Linked DNA regions of Mus musculus: region 2 is linked to region 1. A link is a loop called in an ENCODE intact Hi-C map of the cell type or tissue named here. Cell type or tissue: heart. All regions are shown on one strand. Each heading gives the region's core, and the rest is flanking DNA. Links, peaks and the distances in the headings are about the cores only.

What was found. Peaks named below come from ENCODE experiments on the same cell type or tissue, not always from the same donor. Only the 100,000 strongest peaks of a DNase experiment are listed, where the experiment ranks them.
Region 2: it touches region 1 in a loop (1.9-fold over the local background); 3 of 42 quality-filtered maps call a loop at or near these places.

What each region holds. Positions count from the first base shown.
Region 1 is chr10:4,086,680-4,092,057 of GRCm38, forward strand. It overlaps Mthfd1l (methylenetetrahydrofolate dehydrogenase (NADP+ dependent) 1-like), which reads left to right. Exons shown (of 28, transcript NM_172308.4): 22 at 1,555-1,596; 23 at 2,616-2,716; 24 at 3,317-3,494. It overlaps Gm40591 (a long non-coding RNA gene), which reads right to left and starts at 2,620. Exons shown (of 5, transcript XR_003948987.1): 1 at 2,422-2,620. In heart, for the core only: a CTCF peak has its summit at 2,255; no DNase peak of the experiment used is centred there.
Region 2 is chr10:4,263,275-4,268,652 of GRCm38, forward strand. It overlaps Akap12 (A kinase (PRKA) anchor protein (gravin) 12), which reads left to right and starts at 3,055. Exons shown (of 4, transcript NM_031185.3): 1 at 3,055-3,394. The coding sequence starts at 3,245. In heart, for the core only: no CTCF peak of the experiment used is centred there; DNase peaks (open chromatin) are centred at 2,497, 3,037 and 3,727; H3K4me3 peaks cover 2,624 bases; H3K27ac peaks cover 2,026 bases.

The DNA.
Region 1 (5,378 bases), core at 93-5,092:
GTGTAGATGTGTGGTAGGAGGTAAAAGGGAATAAGGAACCAGGTCACGTGATTATAAAGCGTGCCAGTGCAGAATCCAGGATCTACTTATTCCCCTGGGAACTCAGGAGCCATGGCTTGTGTAGGTCCAGTCCAATGGCAGTCTGATGGAAAAGTCTCCTTGGCTTAGAGGAGGCCAGTCTATGTTATATATCCATAAATCAGTAGATCTCATCAAAAATTATCCTTACAAAAATCACATACAATAATGCTTGACCAAATAAATATCCAGATACCCTAAATTCTCCACAAGTTAACACTTGGAGTAAACCACGTGTTTTGGAGTGTAGGGCATTGACAAAATTTAATATCAAATTTTTTTTTTGACCCAGGGTGGAATGACTGCATTTTCCCAAATATGTGCAAACCTCTTTCTGGGATCTCCCTTCAGTTGAGCTGGCCTAGTTAGGTCTCTTTGTGCCAACGTACTGCGGAGATCCCAAGCCAGGCTGTTCCTTCACATTTGACCTACAAGTGACCCTTTTCAAGGATATCTGCATTTTACCAATGGACTTATTTTACTTTTTGAGGTTTGCAGTATCCAGCCTACATAAGACTAGCTCTATTTCAGTGAACTACAGGCTCAAAACCCTGTGTGTATTTGAGAATTAGCTTATAGGTTCTGCAGTCTCTTTGGGATCTCTATTCAAAGGACGTTAGACACCTCTTCATAGTTCTGTTTGAATATATTCCAATGGAAGTTATTGCTTATTACATAAAGATCTTCTATATCTTCGTACAGATCTGTTCCCGTATATGCTTTCTATCTTTAAATAACAGATTATTTCTGTTTTTATATGTTATTTTGTCACTATCCTGTCTGAATTCACTTAATTGTATTGATTTAGCCTACCACATCTTTGGGGGATTCTGGGCTGCCATTCATTGCTCAAAATGAGTTCCTTTTTTTCCCTTCCAGTCTGTATGGTTTCTTCCCTTGTCCCTGGCAAGGGCTTCCCTGGTAATTGCAATGCCGTGTTGGATGTAGGCGTCTTCTTAGTCCTCATCTTCAAGGGGGTTGTTTAAACAGCTCATTGCTGAGTGCGTGCAAGGCTTGGGATACATTTGTAATGAGGCCTAAGGGATTACCTTCTATTTTTAATTGGCCAAATTAGCATAGAAACTGATGCAGGCTTTTCTTCCATCTTTTAAGATGACAATTTGAGTGTTCTCTTTGAGATTGTAAGGCTTGCTTAAATTTGTGCCTTGCCAGAACAAGCCTGGTTTAGGCAGCTATATCTGCTTTACAAATAACTGGATTTTACTAGTCAGTTTTCTAATGTTTTGAGTCGGGTCTCCCCTCCCGCATTTATATGAGTAAGATGTTAGATATACAAAAATTAAAATTTTGAACTTTTTTTTCTTAACTAGGGAAGGTTTGTGTAAAAATTACAGTACTTGATTTATTCAAAGTTGAGTAGACTTCTCCTTTTAAAGCAGACCTATTGCTATAGGGAAGAACTTTTTTTTTTCCTAATTCGTAGGATGGATCTTAATTTCTGTCTCTTTATTTCAGGTAACTGCTGGGGTTCCTCTCAAGAAAGAATATACAGAGGAGGTAAGAAGAACTAATGGTCCAGTGCAGCCAGTGAGTAGCTTCCAGTTGACTGTCCGTGAGTGTACAACTTAGAAATGTACTTCTCTGGACGGAGGAGATGGCTCAGTGGGTAACCACCTCGCAAGCGTGAGAACCTGAGTTCCATCCCTAGCACCCGAGTAAAAAACAAAACATAGTGACAAACACTTGCTTTCTCAACGCTAGGGAGGCAGAGACAAGTAGGTCTCCGGGGCTCGATGGCCAGCCAGCCTTCTTCATGAGCTGTAGGCCAGGGAGAGACTCTGCCTCCAAAAGAAAGGTACCTGAAGAATAGCCAAGGTTCGCCCCACATGCGTGCGTGCATGCACACACACTAGAATTTCATTTTTAAAAAGTCCCATGAAAATGGATGGGATAAAAGGATGAAACCCTTTCATTTAACTCTTGAAGCTGAAGAAAAGGTAAATATAGACTTATTTGCTGTCCTCTACTCACAAGACAGCTATCCGAGCCCAGAGATGAGGGAAGCTTTTACCTATGTCTCCTTTTGTTGTAGCAAAAGTTGTCTCTTGGGAGATGCACACGTGTTTTTATGACTTATAGGAATGCAATCAGTATCTGTCCTGCAGACAAACTGGTTAGATGGTGACAGTACCACTTAGCTCCTACAGGTGGTGCCATGGGTTTAAACCAGAAGAGGCAGGACCCCTTCAGCATCCCGGGGTCTTTTGCTCCCTAGCTGCAGAGAGTGGGCTTGCCTACATTCTGTTAGTCTTACATAGCAGTAGTTGCCTGGCCCCAGTCTCAGATACATGTGCTTGGACCCAGAATAGTTTTAGAACCTACCTTGACCATGAATCACCTCTATCTGTAATCATCTTTCTTGGAAACACAAGGTGACTTGGGTCTCCTTTTAAACCTGTCTCCGGCAAAGAAAAGATAGAAACAAAAGTTGTCAGTGTGGTGAGGCTGGGTCTAGCTTGGGGTGGGGGGGGGTTAGGTAAGACATAATGACACAGCTGCTGGTGGTTTCCTTCCAGAACATTCAGCTGGTAGCTGATGGCTGCTGCAACCTACAGAAGCAAATTCAGATCGCTCAGCTCTTCGGGGTGCCGGTGGTGGTGGCACTGAATGTCTTCAAGTGAGTCCAGCTTTCTGTGAAAGACACAGAATTCAGTTTGTTTGATTTGGTTTCATTTTCCCCAATGTGTTCTCTAGTGTTACTGTGGAAATTAAACACACAGAGTCAATGAGCACCTGTCTGGTTTTGGGGGAGGGGGTATTTTGGTTTTTCCTGTTCTACCCAGTGATTCTGTCTGATAGACTGAATGAATGATCAAAAGGAGGTGTTATGTAACTTCTTGATTAAAAACCCATAATAAGGTTGGGTGTGGTGGTGCACATACCTTTAATCCCAAACGCTCCAGAGGCAGAGGCAGACAGCTCTCTGTAAATTTGAGGCCAGCCTGGTACTACAGAGCAAATCCAGAAGAGCCAAGGTTTACACAGAGAAACCCTGTCTCAAAAACAAATCAAAGAAAACAACACTTGAGTCATGTTAAAGGGGATTCTTTCTACATGCTTTTTCATCGTGTCTGATTTATTTAAACACGTGACCACTTTTGATGTTCTCAATATATTCAGTGTTAGGGAGTGAAGTTCTATATAAACCGTTAGTCTTTCTCTCAAAACATCACTAAGTGAATACAGATGCAGAATCCACAAACGTTCTCATCACCAGGACGGACACCCGTGCAGAGATTGACTTGGTGTGTGAGCTCGCTAAACGGGCCGGTGCCTTTGATGCGGTCCCCTGCTATCACTGGTCGGCTGGAGGGAAAGGATCTGTGGACTTGGCCCGGGCTGTGAGAGAAGCTGCGAATAAAAGAAGCCGCTTCCAGTTCCTGTATGATGTTCAGGTAAGTCGCATCTACCAGTGGAGTGGCAGCTCTCGTATCTTGTAGAAGGCCAGCGCTTAAAGCACTGTTTATATGACCCATCTTATGTGGTCTTCTTGGAGATTCAACAGTGAAGGAAGCTCATGACTAAAGGCGTTAGCCATCTGATGTGCCCTTCTGCTTTCAAACATTGGGCCCAAGGGAGGGGATGGCTCTGGGTGGGAAGCTATGCTCACAGGGATTGACCTTCCAACAACAAGGCTTTTGAACAGTATCAAAGCTACTCAATTACAAGGCATGCTTCTTGTATCTCCTATGGTTCTTTTGTGTGGTGTGTGTGTGTGTGTGTGTGTGTGTGTGTGTGTGTGTGTGTGTGATATGTGTGGCCACACACAAGTCACAGCATGCATGCAAAAATCAGAGGTCAGTTTGTGCAAGTCAGTTCTGGCCTCCCACCACGTAGGTTCCAGGGATGGAACCACGAGCAGGCGAGACTCAGCAGCAGGCACCTTTGTCCACAAAGTCATCTCATCAACCCTCACAGTGGTTTTCTTGCCCAATATCTTACATAGCTTTTCCTTGTAGTAAAATATGTTACCATTTACAAATCGTGATATTGAGTACATTCACATCATTATGCAACCGGTTTCTAGGGCTATTCTCATCTTAGAACACTGAAGCTTGGTATCCATTTAACAGTCCCCCACCCCCACCCCCCCTTCCAACAGATCCTTCAGTGAACCACCATCCTACTTTATGTCTCAGAATTTGACTTTTTAGATACCGCTTATGAATGTGATCTTGCCAAAATAGTCGTTTCTTTTTTATCTGTGGCTTGTTTCACACAGTCCATGGATGATGTCATAGCACATGTGAGAATCCTCATTGCTTTTAATACTGGATATTGTCTTTACTACGTGTATGCTCTGTGTGTGTGTGTGTGTGTGTGTGTGTGTGTGTGTGTGTGTGTGTGGTGTTGGGCTGTATAACCAGCAATGGGAATACTAGGTTTTCTGGCGTGGTTTCTCTCTTTCTCATGGGGGCAGGTAGGTTTTGGTGTTTGGTCTTCTAAGACAAGCTCTCCTATAATCCTGGCTGACCTTGTAGCTAAGGGTGGCCTTAAATTTCTAATCCCTCCTGCCTCTACCTCCTTAGTTCTTGGATTGCAAGCATGTGTCACTATATCTAGCCTTATAATTCATTTTTAAACTAATGTTGGCACTCAGCCTTGGTGGAAGAGGCACATTTGGGAATTCAAAGTTGATCTCCAGTCCATAGTAAGTTCAAAACCAATGGTTCTGTTGTTTTGGTTTTTTGAGACAGGGTTTCTCTGTATAGCCCTGGCTGTCCTGGAACTCGCTCTGTAGACCAGGCTGGCCTCAAACTCAGAGAAGAGATCTGCCTGCCTCTGCCTCCCATGTGCTGCGAATAAAGGCTCGTGCCACCACCGCACAGTCAGAGCTACATGGGACCCTGTCTCAGGAAAACAAAAATCTGAGTTCTACAAAGCTTGACCCACCCCACCCCCACTCTCAAAGGAGCCCTTCCTTTTTGTATGTGTGTTTCACTTTTATTTTAATTATTTTTCTTTCCTAAGTGTCTATACCTTTTTCAAAATTGTCATATGTTGACATATCAGAGCTGTATTTATTTGTAAGGTACATAACTGATACACCATGGACTTCAGGCAGGGTCCCGTTAGACCACACTTCCCTCTCTGTGAGGCTCAAGAGCTGTGAGTGGAATCATAGGAACTCATTTTTGCAAAGGGATGACCCTGAAAGCAAGCCTTGCTCTCTCCATTGAGAGTTAACATGAACGGTCCTCCGGTGCCCTTCCTCTGAGTTTACACACATTTTGAGGTGCGACCTTCACAGCGGGGCAGGCTCACATTTGTTTTTGTTA
Region 2 (5,378 bases), core at 317-5,316, 180 kb after region 1:
TACTTTTTAAGTTTTGTCTTGTTGGGTTGTTTTGTTTTGTTTTTTCTTTAAACCAGGGATTCCCTATGTAGTTTATGCTGGCCTTGAACTCACAATCTGTCTCAGTCTCACAAGTGCTTGGATTACAGGGGTGTGCCACCTGATCTAGCTGTTTTGTGTTTTCCTTATTTTATTGAGTGTTAAGTGTGGTGTGTGGTGTGTGTGTGTGTGTGTGTGTGTGTGTGTGTGTGTGTGAGTGCACATGCACATGGGGCCATGTGCGGCCATGTAGGGCCAGAGGTCTATGCAGGTGCCTTTCTCATTTGTTCTCCAGGTGTTTTGGATGATTGGTTCTTTTTCTTTTCTTTTCTTTTCTTTTCTTTTTTTTTTTTTTTTTTTTTTTTTTTTTTTTTTTTTTTTTTTTTGGTTTTTCGAGACAGGGTTTCTCTGTATAGCCCTGGCTATCCTGGAACTCACTTTGTAGACCAGGCTGGCCTGGAACTCAGAAATCTGCCTGTCTCTGCCTCCCGAGTGCTGGGATTAAAGACATGTGCCACCACACCTGGCTGTTTTTGTTTTAAACATGGTCTCTCACTGATTTGTCCAGGCTGGCCAAGGTGCTTCAAGGATCCCCCAGTTTCTCCATTCTCCTTGCTGGGACTGCGGGTCACAAGCCCACCTCACTAGATGTCATGATCTGGGGATCTGAATTCATGTCCTGTGGACTCCTGCACCACCTGACTGGCCCAATTCTTCATCCCCTCGATTTTAATTTTCAAAAGTAAGAAAACACACATTTTTATAGCCTGGACAATAAGCATAAGGGAAACAGCTTGTGCTCCAAGCAGGCCCAGGCAAGGCCTTCCTCAGCCCTAGACTGGATACTGCTAGCTGGAAATCTTTGACCTTGCAATCTTTCTGAACATTTCAAGGCTAGTGGATGTGAAAAGCTTTGTGAAGAATTTCCCAGGAACTTGAATAATACAATCTCACAAAATGGGGGAACGTTGATACTATTTGTATCAAATCGGTGGGACAAACAGTGCCTCCTCCTCTATTTTCAAATGTGCTGACTTTATTGTTCTCCCCTGCTTTTGCTGTGGGGATAGAACTCAATGCCCTTAATCCTAGGCTCTGCATCAAAGCCACACCCAGGCTGTTTCAGCAGCGTTTTTAAGTTCCTACCATCCTGAGGAAGGACTAGGGTGGACCTTAAAGTCACATGCTCACTGGATCCCTCCCTCATATCCATCTACCGACTATGAATCCTTGGATACACAAAAATTTGCCTTCTTTGGTTAATCCCCTTCCCTTTCTCTATTGGTAATCTGTATGCCATTGGGTTGTTATAAGGATTACATACGATGATATACGCAATGTTTTTTTGTTCTTTGTTTTGTTTTTTGAATAGTACCTGATACAAAATGAGAACTTTCAAGTTTGGGCCAGAGACATGGTTCAAAGCTAGAGTGTTTGTCTCAGAGTGCACAAGGCCTTGGGTTCCATCCCCCACCCCTCAGCACTGTAAGGGGTGGGGGAGGGGAGATGCTAATGTTCTCTAAATATTCAAAAATTAAATTGAAGTAGGGTGTGGTCTCAGTCTCACAAGTCTATACTGTCTTCCCTCCAGAGACTTGGCTACAACACTTATGGCTAGCCTGAACTAGATTGTGAGAAATTCTTTCTCAACAAACAAGACAAATTGAGATAGGTGACACACTTACAAATAACTAAAAGCAACTTGAAAGTCTGTTTCTAAATGAATGAACCCCAAAGAAACTGGCCTTCCGAAATAAGTGGAGAAACCAAATTTTATCCTGAAAAACCGAGTTGTTCCCAATAAACACTTAAATGACCATGAATAAGGACCAAGTGTTATTAGCTAAATTAATGTTTTCATTGATACTCAAGTAACCTGTATCAAATCTAGGGACAAGATATTTATCTGGCATCTAGATTCAATGCTCTTACTGATTTTAAATCACTAATTCCTTCACTCATCCACAGAGCCTCGCTTTGTGGCTCTCAGACTTGGCTGAAACTCACTCACTACCTACCCCATGCAGGCCTCAGGCTCAAGCTAACCCTCCAACTTCAGCCACTGAAGCATCAGGATTTCAGACACGAATCATGGCACCGGGCTCACCTGACATCATTTCATCTTTTCCCCCTAGCATTTTAATGCTTAGTGACGGGTAATCTAACAAAATTTCAATTTAAGACTTATTGGCTGCCATGTTAATACAATGAGTATTTAATCAAGTGGAGGAAGAAAACAGACAGGCCCTTTCTTTGCTAGTACGAGAGAAATCTTCGTGTTTTGATAATGCCGATGGCGACTAAGCAGACCTAAGCCAATGTGGTGTTTAAGCGTCGGGAGAGAGACGAATGGCCTGGATGTGTAACCTTCAGCATCAGACGCTCAAAGGACAGGCACATTTCCAGTAACAGCTTCATTTCCCCGCGCGTTCCCCGGGGAAAGAGGGCGGCGAGTTCTGTTGATGGCATCAGCTGACATCACTGGCTGGGATCATGGGGACGCTGGGCCCACCTCAGCGGTGGCCTGACTGCATCAACCTCTGGGTTTCCCAGCTCCTGCCACGTGAGCCGCCCTAATATGGCCAGGCTCAGGAGCAGCCCAGGAGGGCTTCCTTTCTCCGGCTGAAGGAGAGAAAGCTAGAAACAAATGCTTAAAGTCAAACCCAACCTGAAGAAAAGCAAATGGGGATTTGGGTTCCCGCCTGGTCAAATGTAAATCCTTAGTCTGCAGAAGATCCAACCTTGGGTTATCAATCATTACATTAAAAAAACAAAGCTTTTGCCCCCGCCCCCTTCTTTGCTGCTCCTGAACCTTCTGCAGCCCTGGGACAGACCCCAAACCCCTCGTCCCCCTTTAATGACCCGAGAAGCCCTGGGGGCGGGGTGGGCTGCTGGGGGCCTGGTGTCGGAGCCTCTGGTCCTAGCAGCCTAGGGGGAGATGCTGCAAGGCGTGTCTGGGCTGTGCTCATGTGATGAAGGGAGGGAAAAACAAGGAGGGGGGAGGAGGCTACGAGGTGGCTTTTTTTTTTTTTTTTTCTTTTAAGGAGTTTGCCACGAGCGCGTCCCCTTCATTCTCAGTCCGGGTGTGTTCTCAGCAGGATCGTGGAGAGCGGGTGCTCCTCACCCCTTAGTCCCTGTGGTCCTGGGCGCACATCTCCTCGCCCCTCTGCTTCTCCGCGGTCCCAGGAAGACGGCTAGCCGGCGAGAGTAGGAAAGCCACTGAGCCATGGGTGCAGGCAGTTCCACCGAGCAGCGGAGCCCCGAGCAGCCGGCGGAGAGCGACACGCCGAGCGAGCTGGAGCTCAGTGGCCATGGGCCCGCAGCGGAAGCGTCGGGAGCAGCTGGAGATCCCGCTGACGCGGACCCCGCCACCAAGGTAAGCTGCAGCCACCTGCCCGGGTGGGGCGGGATGGAGATGGGGCGTCCCGGCGGTTTCCGCCTGCCACAACTTCCCGCCGGTACAGCCCATCTGCAAACTCGAGCGCAGCCCTGTGCAGTCTCTGGGGTCTTTTGCACCGGGGCGGGGCTGGCATCTTTGTGGAGGGTCTCTAAGGGCGGCGACCTAGCCAGCCCTTCTGCAACCATCATATCTGCCCTGACCGCCGTTCTCTAGTCTTTCTTCTCTCTTCCGGTGGGCTGGCAGCCTGGGGGATGGCCGGTGGGGCATCCGTAAGAATTGACCACGGCCAGGCTTCTTAAGCCACTTTACACACCCCTAGATCCCAGGTCCCAGAGTGGGGAAGTCGGGACCTGCTTTGAAGCAGGGCAAACCTAGGTTCTAGGTTCCCCGCCCAGTGTTGGCCTTGATACCAGCTTCCACCCGGGCCACCAGGTCTGGTACCCAGAGTCCTGCGGCAGCGCCTGGGACACCGCCTAGCTAATGCAGAGAGCCATGCATGTAGCTCTCTTCCAGACAGAGAGAACCGGAGCAGAAGCACGAATGGAGGGATAGGCAAAGCTCCTGGAGTCCTGTCTCCCTTTCTCACAGTTTACTGCCTGTGGACTCAGTTGGATAAACAAACATTGGAGTTAGAAGTTCTGCACGGATGTAGGAAAAGGCTTAAGTAAGCGTTCCTTGCACTCTTTCTGTCGAGTCCACTGTAAAGCTCTAGATATACTGCATTTTATAGGGATGCTTAGTTTGAGACTGGAATATTTGACCCTGCCCTGCCCATCACAGCCTTTACCTTTGTGTCTTGCTCTCATTATTGTATTTTACTTCTGTTCCTTTTGTTTTGTTATTGTTTAGGGTTGTTAATTAATTAATTTGCTTACTTGTTTTAAGACTGGGTCTCACTCTGTAGCCCAGGGCTGGTTTGGAACTCACTAGCTAGCCCAACTAGTGGCAGTCCTCCTGCCTCAGCCTCTCAAATGATTTCATAGCCACGCCCGGATGGCAACATTGCCTGTTGGCTGTTTTCCAGCACGTGTTTGTGAGCAAGAGTTCGCTCGGGTGGATTTAAGATAGTTTTACAGAAACGTGTTGAACAACCAAACAACTTAAAGGAAAAACCAACCAATTTCAGAATTTGGTGATAGAGAGCAGCGAGGACCTTTAGAAATGGGTCAGGAAGTGGAAACATCTTTGTGTGAGAATAAAACACTGAGTTCCAGGTAAATCTAACAGAGGTGGGACCTGATGGCTTTGAGCTCTTTATGTTGCCTAGTATAATGTAGGCTGGGTGGCCTCTCTTAACAGTTCCTGCCTCCAGTGTTTAACTCATCACCACTTATAAAGTCCAAAGTCCTCACTGCCTCAGATGCGCAGGTCTTCTGAGAGACTTCTGCCATCCAGTCAGTCTCCATCTTTTGGATGCCTCATTTACATTTTAATACTCCGTGTAACACTCTTTGGAAACTTCTTTGAGTACACCTGCCCTTAGTGCTTAGTTTGTGGGTACATTGGGCAGGTGGTGGTCAGGGCAACTGTTCCTTGGCACGCGTGCGTGGGGGTCAGAGGACAGCTCTGTGCGGTTAGTTTTCTCCCTCCGCCTTTATGTGGGTTGTGGGGCTGGAACTCATGCTGCTGGCTTTGCACAGCAGGCACCTGTATCTGCTGACTCATCACCTCACTGCCCCTCACCTTGCTTTGCTGGCGATCACCATCAACATAGCTCCAGTTTGGAAATATAGTCATTTTAAGATATAATTGCTAAAAATCTGCAGTCAGGAGACTTTTTTTTTAACTTTGGTTTTTATATGACGTCAAGGTTTATTATCTGTTTACAGTAAGTTATGAACCTTTCTTTTCTTCCTTCCACGCCATCCCGTAGCCTGCATCCCCCCTCCCCCTCGCCATCAACCGCCATCTTGAAACATCCAAGCAGTCTCTTTTAAAAGATGACTTGGTGACACCATTA